Linked DNA regions of Homo sapiens: region 1 is linked to region 2. A link is a loop called in an ENCODE intact Hi-C map of the cell type or tissue named here. Cell type or tissue: B cell. All regions are shown on one strand. Each heading gives the region's core, and the rest is flanking DNA. Links, peaks and the distances in the headings are about the cores only.

What was found. Peaks named below come from ENCODE experiments on the same cell type or tissue, not always from the same donor. Only the 100,000 strongest peaks of a DNase experiment are listed, where the experiment ranks them.
Region 1: it touches region 2 in a loop (4-fold over the local background); 5 of 110 quality-filtered maps call a loop at or near these places.

The regions. Positions count from the first base shown.
Region 1 is chr9:33,124,182-33,126,681 of GRCh38, reverse strand. All of the region lies in intron 2 of B4GALT1 (beta-1,4-galactosyltransferase 1), which reads left to right. Among named protein-coding and RNA genes, the nearest start is that of MIR12117, 17 kb to the right of the region's middle. RefSeq lists an enhancer at 1,812-1,861. In B cell, for the core only: a CTCF peak has its summit at 1,536; DNase peaks (open chromatin) are centred at 531, 1,031 and 1,731; H3K4me3 peaks cover 1,556 bases; H3K27ac peaks cover 2,500 bases.
Region 2 is chr9:33,196,823-33,210,144 of GRCh38, reverse strand. No RefSeq gene overlaps it. Among named protein-coding and RNA genes, the nearest start is that of B4GALT1, 36 kb to the right of the region's middle. RefSeq lists an enhancer at 7,779-7,828. In B cell, for the core only: no CTCF peak of the experiment used is centred there; a DNase peak (open chromatin) is centred at 7,434; H3K4me3 peaks cover 670 bases.

The DNA of each region.
Region 1 (2,500 bases), core at 1-2,500, 77 kb after region 2:
GAGCTCTGAGCTACCATATTGCTATGGTTAACAATAGTTAACAATGTTAACAATGGTTAACTATGGTTAACAATAGTTAACAATGTTTAACAACTAGAGCCCAGCTGGGTGTGGTGGCATGTGCTAACAGTCCCAGCTTCTCAAGAGGCTGAGGTGAGAAGATTGCTGGAGTCCAGGAGCTCAAGGCCAGCCTGGGCAACATGGCGAGACCCTGTCTCCCCTGCAAAAAAACAACAACAACAAAAGCAAAACTAGAGCCCAACTGCTGTGAACTCATGGCTGAGTAGATATTATTAGCCCTCCACAAACTCAGCATTTGTATAATCCCAGGCTGTTTCCAGTAATTCTCTGGGGATCATCTCCCAGCCTGTCCACTGTTCCAGGATCCACACTTAGGCCTATAGGAATGCCCCGTCAGAGCTTCTGCTGCCGCTGATCTGTTACTGTTTCATGCAACCCACTCGGCCTAGTTCCTTCCTCTTACTGTCTCAGTGGGCACAGAAAAGCATACAGAGGGTGTTTCAGCAAACATTGCCACTGGCTGCAGACCTGCCCCCGGATCTGTCCTGTTGAGAGCTTAGTGCTGCGTTCTTGCATGGTGGGGAGGGGTGTGGCTCTGTGATGAGCCAGGGCATGTGTATAGGAGCAACAGTGTCTCTCTTATCACGTAGAAGTTCTGACTCATTGCGAGTCTTGGCTTTGGGTTAATGGTTCCAGCCATGTTGCTGCTGTGTCTTTTGGTGCAGGAGAGGCTGGGCACAGTTGGTCCCTAAGCCATTATGGATAAGGGATGTGTCTGCTGATATACACACATGGACCTGACATCCAGGGAAGGCAGGGTGATTGGACAGAACAGTTCTTCCAGAAGCTGTTGGAACTTGGACAAGAGTGGCCCTTGGCTTTCTGTAGTTGGTCATCTGTCCCCTGTTGCAATCAGGGGAAGGCCACACTTGCCTTCCTTAACCACAGTTAGGATTTTCTTGGGGATTAGACCAGATTCTAGCACCTGTCCTGAACCTCTCGCCCCGCCCCTACAAAGGCTGCTTGCAAGTGTAGTGCACATACACAGGGAGCAGGTGGGGCATGGAAGTGGAAGTGGAGCCCCTGCCTTTGGCCCTTGGGGGAGGCACTGTCTGCTTACCCACGGTTGTTGCCTCATAGGAATCATACAACAGCTTCCTAACTGGTCTCCTTGCCTTCAGTTGGATTGGGGCACAAATCCCTCCTTGACATATAAACCATGGTTTAAGGCTCCCTGTGGCCTAAATAAAGATAAAGCTTAAGTATCTTAACAAGCACCTAACCCTTCTCCCCAGCCTCGGTGATTTGGCTCATCGCTGCCTTCATGTTTCATTCTGGCTTCACTCATTCGGAATTTCTTGTAGTTCCTTGGCTGTTCTCTTTTCCTTACCGCCTTTACAAATGCTCTCACCATGCATGCTTTTCTCTGCTCCTACAGATGCCTTCTCTCCCAGCACCGCCTCCAGAGTCTATGTCTGGTCGATTCTGTCTGCTGTCTCCAGTCCCCATCTTGTGGCAGTCTCTGCTCAATCATTTGGGGATTTTATATGTTTTCTGGCCTTTCTTTTGGGGGCCTGTCTTCTCCTTCTAAAAGCAGCCAGTTGACCTAGAAGGAAGGGATAACTGTAACTCTTGTCTACCAACATAAGATTAGGCCCACCCTTTAAAAGCTGCGTCTTTGAAAGGGACACCTGCACCCAGCATGCTGGCTTCTCTTCACCAAGCGTGACTTCCTACGCATTTCACAGGCCTCCAGAGGTCCCCCTGACTCTCTTCTGCTGTGAGAAACTCTAATCATGTAAGCCACAGGCTAATTCCCTTGAGCCTTAAATGTTTTTAGTAATTTCCCATTCATCAGAGAAGCAGGATTTGGGAGGAATTTTGAAGCAAACACTACAGAAGGCAGAGTCTCCAGGTAGGATATCTAAGAGACATTTGGAATGGTCTGACTGTTCAAGATGGATGGGAAAGCCTCTTCCTGTAATGATAGTAGCCAACATTTGTTGTCAGGCAGTGGGGCCCCATTTTTGAGATGGGGTCTCTGTCACCCAGGTTGGAGTGCGGTGGTGCTGTCATGGCTCACTGCAACCTCAGCCTCCCCGGGCTGGGTCTTCTTAATTCTGAAAAACCCAGCTTTTAAAGGGTGGACCTAATCTTATGTTGGTAGACAATGTTGTCTCATTTAATACAATGCACATGCTCTCCCCATAACACAAAAGAGGGAACTGAGGCCTGGAGGTGTGATGTACCCCAAGTCACATAGCTAATAAATAAAGAAGCCAGCATTCCTGGGATTAAAAATGCATGTGTCTGTCACTGTGGTGTATTTGGTGCTTGATCAATGTTTACTTGAGCAAATGGAGGGGCAGAGGTACCGATGAGTGTGCTCAGTGAGGAGGGCAGGAGTGAAGCTGGGCGTCTTCCCGCCTCTTGTGAGTGGTGGGGCTTGGTGAGCTTGCCAGGGCCTGTCTTTCTTATC
Region 2 (13,322 bases), core at 5,971-8,470:
TTGAGACCAGCCTGGGCAATATAGTTACACCTCATCTCTACAAAATTGTAAGTTTCCTGAGGCCTCCTCAGAAGCCAAGCAAATGCTAGCGTCATGCTTCCTGTACAGCCTGCAGAACTGTGAGTCAATTAAACCTCTTTTCTTTATAAATTACCCAGTCTTAGGTATTTCTTTATAGCAATGTGAGAACAGACTAATACAGTGGCCATGGTGGATTGAATGGGGGCCCCCAAAAAGATATGCCCACGTTTTGACTCCCAGAACCTGTGAACATGACCTTATTTGGAGAAAGGATCTTTGCTGATGTAATTCAGGATCTCAAGATAAGATCGTGCTGTATGATCTGGGTGGGCCCTGAATCTAATCACAAGTATCTTTATAAGAGACAGAAGAGAAATCAGAGAAGAAGAGATGGCTGCATGAGGATGGAGGCACAGATTGGAGTTATGCAGCCACAAGCCAAGGAGCCCTTGGAAGCTGGAAGAGCAGGATTCTTCCCTGGGGCCTTTGAAAGGAATGTGACCTTGCTTTGATTTTAAACTTTTGGCCTCTGGAAATTTGAGAATCTTTTTTCTGTTTTAAGTCACCAAGTTTGCAGTAATTTGTTATGGCAGCCCTAGGAAATGAACACTTTCTGCAACACTCCGCCCACTCTGCAACATACACTCTTCTTCCAGGTTCTAGTAATCTCCCACCCCTCACTCCCTGGGCATAGTGGTGGTGATAGCTCTGCTCCTGCCAGACCTGGGTTTCTGCCATATCCCTTCTGTCTTCCCCATCCTTGTCCACACCCTTGGATATTCCTGGACTATTTAATATATCTTAAAACCACACAGCTGGGTGTGGCAGCATGCACCTGTAATTCTAGATAATCAGGAGGCTGAGACAGGAAGATTGCTTGAGCCCAGGAGTGCAAGACCAGCCGGGGAAACACAGAGAGACCTCATTGCAATTAAAAAGTAAGAATCAATAAATTAAAAGTCAATTAAAGCCACACAACAATATTTTGTGATTATATGTAAGAGTTAGGTTCTAGGCTCATGTAATTGTAATGTCAGACAAATGAATGATGAACCATATGAAAGGTGTGGGGAACAAGCAACAATTTATCATTGTGTGGGAGTGCCCTGTCACAGTACCTCTAGCATCCCTAGCCAGAAGGGTTCCACAATCATCATTACAACTAAAAATGGCCCTACAAACTTCCAATCCCCTGTCCTCAGAGAGTGGCATCATCTTATTGTGAACCATTGATTATATAATATCTCGTTTAATCCTTACAACCACATTTTGACATGGGTACCATCTCTACAGATGCAGAAACAGTCTTAAAGAGGTCAAGAAACCTGCTTAGGTCTGTCTGAGGTGGACCTGGAGTTCAGACTCAGTTCTGAGGAGACCTAAGGTCTGTGTTTCTAATTGCAAAACTGTACTTTGGGTCTTTGTCAGGGGAGAAGGTGGTGAGGGCTGGGGCAGATACAGTGCTGTGGGAGATCAAGTCTAACTCTTTGTGGAGAAGAGGGGCTCCATCAGAGATGTGCTAGTCTGGGTATGCTAGGCTATGTATAAGAACTTATAGCCTCAAAATCTTAGTGGCTTAAGAGTAAAGATTGATTACTTGCTTCAGCAAAATCCAATGCAGATCTTGATAGGGAACTCTCTCCTGGGTGAAATCAGAGATTTGGCCTTCTTCCATTAGGAGGTTTCACCATTCTCAGACCCTTTTGCTTCCAGCCTCACAGGTGGAGGAGATAGTGTGTAGAATTTTTTTTTTTTTTTAAGATGGAGTCTCGCTCTGTCACCCGGGCTAGAGTACAGTGGCACGATCTTGGCTCACTTCAACCTCCACCTCCCCAGTTCAAGCGATTCTTCTGCCTCAACCTCCGGAATAGCTGGGATTATAAGCGTCTGTCATCACGCCCAGCTAATTTTTTGTGTTTTTAGTAGAGACAGGGTTTCACCATGTTGGCCATGGCTGGTCTCGAACTCCTGACCTCAGGTGATCCACCCGCCTTGGCCTCCCAAAGTGCTGGGATTACAGGCATGAGCCACTGCACCCAGCTTAAGTGTGTAGAATATTTCATGGCCAAATGTGAAAGTGGTATGCATCTCTTCCACCTCCTTCCATTGGCAGAACTCAGTCACACAACATACCTACATGCAAGGGATCCTGGGAAACGTAGTCTATATCTGTTGAACACAGCATTGTCTCTGCAGAAGAGATGTTAAACTCATCCAGTCCCTATAGCTGGAGCATAAAGAAGGGAAGCTTAAGTTCAAGTGTTTTCTTTGCTATTTATCTATTGCTATGGTTTGAAGGTGTCCCCCAAGTTTATGTGTTGGAAACTTAATACCCAATGCAACAGTGTTGGAGATGGGGCTGAATAAGAGGTGATTAGGTTGTGGAGGCTCTGCCCTAATGAATGAATTAATGTCATTATCTCAGGAGTGGATTAGTTCTTGAGAGATTGGGTCTGTAAGAAAAGTGAGTTCAGCACACTTTTGCACTCTTGCTTTCACCCCTCTTGCCTTTCCACCTTTCATGAGGGGATGATGCAGCATGAAGGCCCTCACCAGATGCCAACACCTTGATATTGGACTTCCCAGCCTCCTGAACTGTGAGAAATAAATTTCTTTATAAACTACCCAGCCTGAGATGTTCTGTTATAGCAATACATAATGAACTGAGACATCTGTTAAATGACCATGCTCATGTCCTGCCCCCTTTAAGGACCTCAGTTTCCTCATTTGTCAGATGGTTATGGAGGCCCATCCCTCACAGCTGCATGATGACCAGATGTAAGAGGAGTAGGGTGCTAGTTGAAGGAAATCATGAAGAGAGCTGCCCCCACCTGAGGTCTGTCCTTGTCCAACAGCTCTCCTGACTCCACTGTCACCTTCTGCAGGCAGTAAAGCCCAGCAAGATCTCTTGGATCTTGAGGAGGCCAGGCTGCCTCTTCCTCCCTGTGAAGTCTCAAGCACCCATGGTATCTCTAAATACTGGCATTATTGGGGGAAAATGGTTCAGGGGAGTAAACAAAGAATCGGATTAGAAACTATCAGAGGCCTCTGGCAAGGGCCCTCAAGACCCATTGGAGGTGCTAGGGATCCAGGCATCAATCTAAGGAAATGCTAGAGCTATGGTCAAGGAGCCAGTGCTGGGGCAGGGATGAGTGATGCTCGCTCCAATGGACACCCATTTTTTTTGTCTTCCTAAAACCTCTTTTCCAGGAAACAACTCTCCCATACCCAAACCACAAGGTTGTAGTGGGAGCTGCCATGTTTCTACAATATGACCCTGACCCTTTGTCACTTGATTGGTCCAGGGTCAGGCACCTGAGCCATGCTGGAATATTGAAGAAAGAGAGAACAGAGAGCTATATTAACTCCCCTCCAGCTGATTGGCCCAACAACATATAACAGTTAGGTGCTCTTGGCAGCCATATTTTCCTTACTATATAGGAGTAACAAGCAGAAGAATCTGGTTTTATGAGAGAGAATGACAAACAGAAAGATTCCCAGTGGCATTTGAGTTTCTAGTTCTACTCCATTCCTGAGGCTAGGCTATAATCTAGTCCCTTGTCTCTATGAGATGTTCCAGTATCATTATAAATAAGTTCCCCTTCTTGATTAAACTAGTTTAGGTAGATTTTTGTTAATTACAATCCAAAGATCGCTAAGAAATAGTATGAACTTTATTATAAGATATATTTATTCATTCAGAAAATATTTGTGGAGCAACTACTGTGTTCTGGGTACAGTACAAAATGCTTGAAATTCACTGATGAATAGGATAGACATGGTATCTCCCCTCAGGGACCTTCTACTTGGAGGTAGAATAAAAGACTGGGGCAGGAACAGATCTCAAACAAGTAAATTTCAAGGGTTTTTTTGTTTTTGTTTTTTGAGACAAGGTCTCGCACTGTCACCTAGGCTGGAATACAGTGACACAAACATGGATCACTGCAAATTCGATCCCCTGGGCTCAAGCAATCCTCCCGCCTCAGCCTCTCAAGTAGCTAGGATTACAGGTGTGTACCACCACACCCAGCTAATTTTTTAATTTTTTTTGTAGAGACAGGATACCACTATGTTTCCCAAGCTGATCTTGAACTCCTGGGCTCAAGCAATCCTCCTGCCTCAGCCTCTCAAAGTGCTAGGATTACAGGCGTAAGCCACCACACCTGACCAAATTCCAGGTTTATGAGAACATGTAACAAGGTTATGAGAACATATGAGCTTTGGCCAGGTGAGGTGGCTCATGCCTGTAATCCCAGCACTTTGGGAGGCCGAGGCGGGCAGATCATGAGGTCAGGAGATCGAGACCATGCTGGCTAACATGGTGAAACCCCATTTCTACTAAAAATACAAAAAATTAGCCAGGCATCGTGGTGGGCGCCTGTAGTCCCAGCTACTTGGGAGGCTGAGGCAGGAGAATGGCATGAACCCGGGAGGCAGAGCTTGCAGTGAGCCGAGATTGCGCCACTGCACTCCAGCCCGGGCGACAGAGCAAGAGAAAAAAAAGAAAAAAGAACCTATGAGCTAAGAACTGAGGACTGAGTGGGAGTTGCGTAGAAGGAGCTGGGAATTCAGATGTAGAGTGAGGGGAGCATCCCATATAGGAAGAAGAGCATGAGTGATGATAACTCCATCATTAAGCCAGCATCTTTTGAAGAGAGAGCAATACTTCAGCTGAGTTGGGCCAGCTGAGAGTCCTGGTTTCTCACATTACCCAACTTTGGGCCCTCAGCTAATACATCAGTGAAAGACATTTTCTTTTTCCCCAGAAGCAGCCCAGCAGAGACCACTCCATCCTGTCCTGACTCTTTTCCTTGTTGAGCCATTACATAAGGAGAAATACGAAACACTTCCAGAAAGGCCTTGGCACACTGAACATGATTTGTATATCAATCTCTCCCTTTCATTCATGCTCCTGTCATTCATGCCATAGGAAGAATGCTAGTTTTCTTCCTTATAGCCACTATCCCACCTTCCTTACTCCTATATTGGGGGCAGCAATGTGCCTAGTCTTAGCTAAGACTACATTTTCCTTGCAGATAGGGATGGCTAATGAGAAGTAAGGGGAAGTGATTGGGTGGCGTTTTGAGAAAGCTGTATAAAGGAGGCTAACTTAGCTAGCAAGTACCACTTCATCTTTCCCCCCATCATTCTTCCTTTACCTCCCTGGGACATGGACTTGATGGGTGAGGCCCTAGCAGTCATTTTTTATCCGTGAGGTGATCTTAAGGAGTAAAGTCATGTGCCACAGATAGCAGAGCAGAAGACAAAATAATTCTAATCTGGAGACCTTGTAGATAGAGTCCCCATACCTGCCTGGCCTTTCCTAGGAGAAAACTAAGACCCTGTCTTATTTAGACCACTGTTGACTTGGATCTCTCTTAGTAGCAGCTGAGCAAAATTCTTCACTGATATAACCTCAAAATCCTCTTATAATCCAGTTTCTCTCCACCAAATAGCCCCAAGTCATTCATTCATTCATCAATTCACTGATTGATAACTATTCCATATTCTAGAATCAGATGAGATTATGTGGGTATAAAAGCATGTTGTAAATACCAAAGCATTAAACACATGTTACACTGTGCTATAATTTTCATTAATATTATGACTTATTGTTACTCCAGTATCATAATCAAGGAGATTTTAGTAAGTAGTATGCAATTTGCTGGGGGGAAACTCCTGTTAGTGGTGTGAATTATTGAAACCAGTGCTATTTGATGTCATAAATTAAAGAAGAAAGGGGTGATCTAGTACAAGCACGTCTCAAAGTTTAGTATGCACAGAGAAAAACTTGGGAATCTTGTTAAAATGCCGATTCAGATTCAGAGAGGGTCTGTGGTGGGCCCTGAGATTCTGCATTTCTAAAAAGGTCCTAAGTGATACTGCTTGCCCTGAACCTTTGAATAGCAGGGACCTAGGAGACCTTCCAGGTGCTGGGGAAGAAAATGATAAGAGAAGAGAAAGGTAAGCCGAAAGCAGAGAGGAGAGAATTTCTGAAAATGGGAAACAAGAAGTTATTCTGAAGCTTTACCTTCAAGCAGGTTAGTAACTTAATAAAAGTCAAGAACTGTGCATGCATAATTTCATTTAATTTTTTACAATTTTAGGTAAAAGGAAATATAAGCCTTGTTTTACAATTGAGAAAGTGGAAACTCAAAGAAGTTAAAAATATACCCATAGGAGTCAGGTACAGTGGGCTCACGCCGATAGTCCCAGCCACACAGGAGGCTGACGCAGGAGGATCACTTGAGCCCAGGAGTTCATGACACCCACCTGGGCAACGTGGTGAGATCTTGTCTCAAAAAAAAGAACCCAAAGTCAGCAGTGGCAGGGATAGGATCAGCCCCAAGCTTTTCAGTGTCCAGAGTGTGTATTTTTTCCTAAGCACCTTGAGGGAAGCTTGCTCCTTTTGCTGAATTCTTCCTCCTCATCCAGGACATATTGGTCAGAGGAGGGCAAGACCATTGTAGGGTACCAGACCTACTGCTATTTGAATCTGCTTGGCTCAACTCTTATCAATCCTGAAGGCTTTCTGTGGCTGCTATATTTTGATTTAAAACACTGGAAGCTGGGTTTTGATGGGGCCCCAGGAGTGGGGAGCAGGAGAGGTTTCTGAGGGATGCTTATAAGTTTTTTGAGACACTTTCTGTGTTGTAAGCCCAGTATCACTTGCAGAGGCTGCCATATTCCAGAGTAGCAAGAGCACATCCTGGAGATGGGGAGCTGCCAAGGTGAGAGCAACCCCTGCTTGGGCTCAGACATGGGACCCTCACTTTCTCCTTGGATACATGAGACCATTGAGGGGCTAATAAAACCTGAGATTCGTCCCAGCAATTGGCAGACTGGCAAGTGCCAGGCCCTCGTGAGGACCCTCACTTCTTCCCAAGATAGGAGATAAATGGACACTTTATGTCCCCGCAAAGGGTCAGCCACTCAGGGAGGATCCTCTGTGATTGGCTGCTGGTTCTGCTCCCCACAGCTCTGGTGTAAATCTGGGCCATTTCCTTCTCCAGTTTCCCCCATGTGATTCGCCTTTGGCTAATCTCACTACCGTGGGGAGCTGGGAAAACTTCCCTGCACAATAAATCTTTGATTGGGAAGGTGGTTTTATCATTTGAGAGGAAAGAAAGTTGAAGAAGGAGAGGACGTAAGTGACTAGTGTGTTCAGGGAGTGATGTAAGGGATGTGAAAAGGCAGGGAGGGGTTCCCAGCTGAGCACAAGGTGACAAGAAACGGATAAACCTGGGACTGCAGGGCGGGGTTGAGGAGGTGCCAAGGGGAAGAATCCCAGAGGCACATCAGGAAAGCTAGCCAGGGGCCTGAGTGCAGAAAAGGGCGAAAGAGCTTTCAGATAGAAGAGAAACCAACACACATACTGTGGTTCCCTTTCCTCCCCAGAGGACAAACTGTGGTCTGCTTTGACGTCAGCTATGCAGATGTGCTGAGGCTGTTCGGCATGTTGGTTCCAGGCCTGGGATGCAGCCGGCAGCACCAGAGGCGGGGAGGGAGGGGACACTAGGGGCAGCCTCTCGCTGAAGGATGCCCAGAGGCACCCCAGTGTGGAGCAGCCCAACGGGAAGGACTTAACAGCATCTACTCTGGCTGAGCCTAAATCATCCTCCAGCCTCCTTTATTCCAGGTTCCCACTATCCCCTTGTTTCTGAGACAGCATCAGCATTTCCAGGGCTATGAAGGCCACAGCCACCAGATGGGCTGCAACACTGAATGACATTGGATATCCCAGGCCACCCTTGCTCTGTCTGCCCTGGTCCTAAAAGTAGAGAAAAGCCAGGAAAACCCTCCATGGAGCCCACAGCCTTCACTGTCTCCTGATCACCATGTCATGCTGCTCAAAGTGGTTGACAGTACTTGCTCCCTCTACTTTCTCGATTCTCATTCTCCCAGCAGTCTCTAGTCTAGCTTCTGCCCTGCCCCTTCTACTGAAACTGCTCTTGCTAATGTCATCAACAGTCTAGGGCCAAATCCAGGGGCCACTTCTCAGGCCTTACTTTTTCTATCAGCTATTGCCTGTTGATTATACTCTTTTTTTTTTTGGAGACAAAGTCTAGCTCTGTTGCTCAGGCTGGTATGCAGTGGTGTGATCACGGCTCACTGCAGCCTTGTCCTCTTGGGCTCAAGCGATCCCGCCTCAGCCTCCTGAGTAGCTGGGACTATAGGCATGTGCCAGCATGCCTTTCTAATTTTTTTTTTTTTTCTAGTAGAGATGGGGTTTTGCCGTGTTGCCTAGTCTGGTCTTGAACTCTTGGACTCAAGCAATCCACCCGCCTCCATCTCCCAAAATGTTGGGATTACAGGCGTGAGCCATTGCACCTGGCCTCAGGTTCTTCCTAACTCAAAGCTCTGCCAACTCCTAGGGTGTAGCCCTCAACCTCCTAGTCTAAGACGGTACCATCTCATGCTCCAAACAGCACAATGGAGGGAGGAAAAAAGATGAATGTAAAGGACATGATCCTACTTTCTCTCAAAGATTCCTAGAAGCTGCTATGTGACATTTCCACTTTTTGTTTTTTTTTCTGAGTCGTAGTCTCACTCTGTTGCCAAGGCTGGAGTGCAGTGGTATGATCTCAGCTCACTGCAACCTCTGCCTTTCAGGTTCACGCCATTCTCCTGCCTCAGCCTCCGGAGTAGCTGGGATTACAAACATGTGCCACCATGCCTGGCTAATTTTTTGTATTTTTAGTAGAGACGGGGTTTCACTGTGTTAGCCAGGATGGTCTTGATCTCCTGACCTCATGATCTGCCCGCCTTGGCCTCCCAAAGTGCTGGGACATTTCCACTTTTATATTATTGACCCAAACTCAGTCACATGGTCATATCTATCTGCAGAGAGGCTGGGAAATGTAGTCCTTATTTAGCTAAAAATTGGATTACCATGAATGAGGGGGAGAAAAGATACGGAGGGATATAAAGAAGCTCATGTCAGAGCTTCCATGACACCACCAATGGTGGATTCTACGGACTGGTTCACATAACATCCCTTCCCATCTCCTTCCAGTACATTACAGCTGGGATGTCACACTTCCTACACTCCATTGCAGCTGGCAATCCAAATGAGCTTAGGAATTATCATTCTATAAACTTGCATGTAACTTGAACCTGAAACTAAGTTAACTGGAGAGAGAGGATGCAGGTAGGGCATTCATTTTGCTGATGTGGATTGTGGCAGATTGATTTTGTAGTCCCCAATCAGTACTGGTTTCTGGCCCAGTAGCTTCCTGTGGCAGGAGTGGTGGCAGGTTCTTTCATGATCAGTGATGGCAGAACCGTGATGATTCTTAGGGTTTACAATTATTTCTGGAAGCTCCATTTTAAGTCTACCCCTCCAGCCCTGCTAGTAATGTTGTAAGACAGAACTTTTCAAACTTTAATGTTCATATGAATGGCCTGAAAAATCTAGATAAAACGCAGATTTTGATTCAGTAGATCTGCCATGACATATAAGATTTTACATCTCTAACAAGCTCTAGGGTAATGCCTGATCGGGAAGATGGATTTCTTAGTAACTCAAGCCTGGGGTGTCCTCTGCTCACCTATACCTGGTCATAAATTCCTTTCTACTTTAACTATTGTATTAGTCAGTGTTCTCCAGAGAGACAGAATCAATATATATCAATATCTACTGTATCTGTGTCTGTATCTATAGAGAGAAACTGTCAATGGAAAAAAAAAAACTCTGTAATATATACTATGTTTTAAAGAGGTTTATTTTGAACCAGTATGAGTGACTGCAGCCTGGGGAAAATACAAACCCAGAGCCTCGAGTACGTGCTCCCAAGGCAGTCACAATGCAACTCTGTTTTATACATTTTGGGGAAGCAGAAGTTACAGGCAAAGTCATAAATCAATACATGGAGATTATACTTTGGTTTGGCCCAAAAGGGTGGGACATCTTGAAGTGGGGGCTTGCAGGTCATAAGTAGATTGAGAGATTCTTTAATTTGCAATTGGGTAAAGGAGTAAGGCTTTGTCTAAAATCTTGGAGTCAGCATGAAGGAATGTTTAGGTTTAATTTTAACATACATTAGTTAAGAAATCTGCTAACCATCATGGGATGCTATGCCAGAGTCGGGCTGCAAGAGCAAGACATGATACACTGGGTCAGGGTGACCTGTACGGTCTCTTATTCCTACAAACAGTCCATTCTGTCAGCCTTATGGTCTCAATTTTAATATTAATGCTGATCAGTTGTTCTGTCTACATTGCAAAAGAGAGGGGGTATAACGAGGCTTGTCTGACCTGTCCTGTCATGACTGGGAACTCCATTTTTAAGGTTTTTCTGGGGTCCCGTTGGACAAGAGGGGATCTGTTCAGTGGGCTGGGGGGTTTAGGGTTGTATTTTTAGTTTACATTGACATATGAGAGGAGCATCATTCGGGGGATTGTCTCATGTGATTACGGAGGCTGAGAAGTCCTGCCACAAGCTGTCTGCGAGCTGGAGAACCAGGGAAGCTGTTGGTGTGGCTGAGTCCAAATCCAAAGGCCTCAGAACCAGGCAAGCTGAAGGCATAATTCCCAGTCTAAGGCCAAAGGCCTGAGAACCCAGGGGCCTCTGGTGTTAAGTCCTGGAATCAAAAGGCTGGGGAGCCCAGAGTTGTTGTCCAAGGAGAGGAGAGGAAGAGTGTACCCCAGTTCCAGCAGATAGATGAACACATTCACCTTTTCTCTGTTTTTGTTCTCTCTGGATTCTCAGCAGATTGGATGCTGTCCCCCCACCTTAAGGGTGGATCTTCTCCACAGAATTCACTCAGAATCACACACTTACACATCCCAAAATAATGCTTTACCAGATTTCTAGGAATTTTTTTTTTTTTTTTTTTTTTTGAGACAGAGTCTCAGTCTGTCGCCCAGGCTGGAGTGCGGTGGCGCGATCTCGGCTCACTGCAAGCTCCGCCTCCCGGGTTCACACCATTCTCCTGCCTCAGCCTCCTGAGCAGCTGGGACTACAGGCTCCCGCCACCGTGCCTGGCTAATTTTTTTTGTATTTTTAGTAGAGACGGGGTTTCACCACATTAGCCAGGATGATCTCAGTCTCCTGACCTCGTGATCCACTCGCCTCAGCCTCCCAAAGTGCTGGGATTACAGGCGTGAGCCACGGCGCCCAGCCTCTAGGAATTTTTTAATCCAGTCAAGTTGACACCTAAAATTAACTGTCATTACTACCTAGTGATGGTTCCTGATTCTCCTAATTCTACAATGGTTTCTTCCCTTTCTCTCTTCAGGGATCTTCTTCCTATGTTTGTCCCTTAAATATTGATGTATGCCAGGACTCAAGCTTAGGATCATTGTAGAAACTCTTCCAGGATGATCTCCTTTATTCTCCTGGCTTTAATCACTATTAATCTCAAATTCATATCTATAATCTATCCTCTTTCCTAAGCCCCAAATTCCAGTATTCATAGCTGACCAGAACTGAGTTCTACAGATGAGCAGTGCGTGAAAGAAAGGTTCTGTGGTCAAATAAGCTTGGGAAATGCTGGATCAAATAAAATGAAACTGGTTTCCTTGCTGAGGTACTTCTAGAACTGTTAAATGTGCTAATATGCATTGCGGATTTCTAAGAGGCGGCATGTAGTACCTAGTGTTTCTTAATTTTGTTTGACATTTATGTTGGACACATTCTACGTGTTTTCATAGGTTCTCTTAGCCTGCCTAAGTCCTGGATCCTAGCCTTTTGCATTTCCTTAACTGTTGCCACTGCAGCCAACTCTGGAGTTCTGTGGCCAGCCAGCTGCTGCCAGGAGCCGCTGGCTCCTCCAAGCATCTTGCATCATTTCCCAGCCCTCCCTTTTATATCACTCTTGAGGCTCTGGATTTGTGCCTTCATTAAAAACATCAGCATATAACCATTGCCCCAGGCTTTGTTTTCTAGGGAAACTGAACGACCCTCAACGGTCCCCCACCTTTTTTCCTGGGATATTAATATTTCCTGGAACTAAGGTTCCTAGAACGTAGTTTAGAACTATATTTCCCTGTATGCACCTTAGATTCAGCATGCCCAACAATGAATTGCAGTAGTCCGTTCTCACACTGCTATAAACAAATACCTGAGACTGAGTAATTTATAAAGGAAAGAGGTATAATTGACTCACAGTTCCACATGGCTGAGGAGGCCTCAGGAAACTTACAATCGTGGCGGAAGGTGAAGGGGAAGCAAGGGCCTTCTTTACATGGTGGCAGGAGAGAGAAGTGCAAGCAGGGGAAATGCCAGATGCTTAGAAAACCATTAGATCTCATGAGAACTCACTATCATGAGAATAGCATGGGGGAAACTGCTCCCATTATCCAATCACCTCCCTCCCACCACATATAGGAACTATGGGGATTAAAATTCCAGACGAGATTTGGGTGGGGAAACAGCCAAACCATATCATAAATCAATCCTGGGTTCCCACCATTTTCTAATGTGGCCAATTCACAAAGTTGCATTACCTATCTGGCTCTGGAAGGCACTTGCCTAAGTGACCCTTGGTTTAGAACTTGAGGTCTCAGAGAGTGTCTTCATTGTTTTACCATCTTAGCCCCAGAACTATTCTGAGAGACAGAACAAGTATGTTCCTATTTCACTGACAAGGAAACAGTAAAAAGGGATTGGCCTGGATGACACAGTTGGAAGTAGTGGAGCCAGGGCTCTAACCCAAGTTTCCAGCCTCCCAGTCCTGGCCTTGTACACTGATCAGGCCTGTGTCTTCACGTCCCCAACACTAAAAGGACACAGTGGGCTTTCATGGCCCTCCCTTTGCCCCCATTTTCCTGGCTAGATCTTCAGAGTAGCAAATGCTAGCACTCTTGAGTTTTAGAGACTTTTAAAAACAGGCACATTTCCGAGGGAAAATCTTTGCACATGTTTTTCCCAGAAAGAAGAAAGTGTAATAATTTGTTGTCTGAACTAAGGACATTATGGTTTTGAGCTTGGCCAAACTTTCCTTCTTCAGGTGTGAAAAAAAAAAAGAGTAAATGGAACTAGATGTGTGGAGCAAACTTCGCAACCTTTGGGGGAAGGTCTACACTTAGGGGTTAAGCTTCTTTCCAGATTCCCTGCTTGGAGAAGCTGCCTTCATAGAGGGCAGTGGTTCTTAAACTTTCCTTTTGGTTACTTACTTGAGAATTGACTAATTGTTGTGAATCCTCTTCCTAGAAAAATTCACTTACAAATGTGAGGGAATAAAACAAAGTTGCTTGGTATTTCCTTTATGTTTGGTATTCTGAAATTTGATCATAGTTAATCTGGGTGTAAGTCTTTTTTGTTTTGTTTTGTTTATTCTTCTTGGTCTACAGTGGGT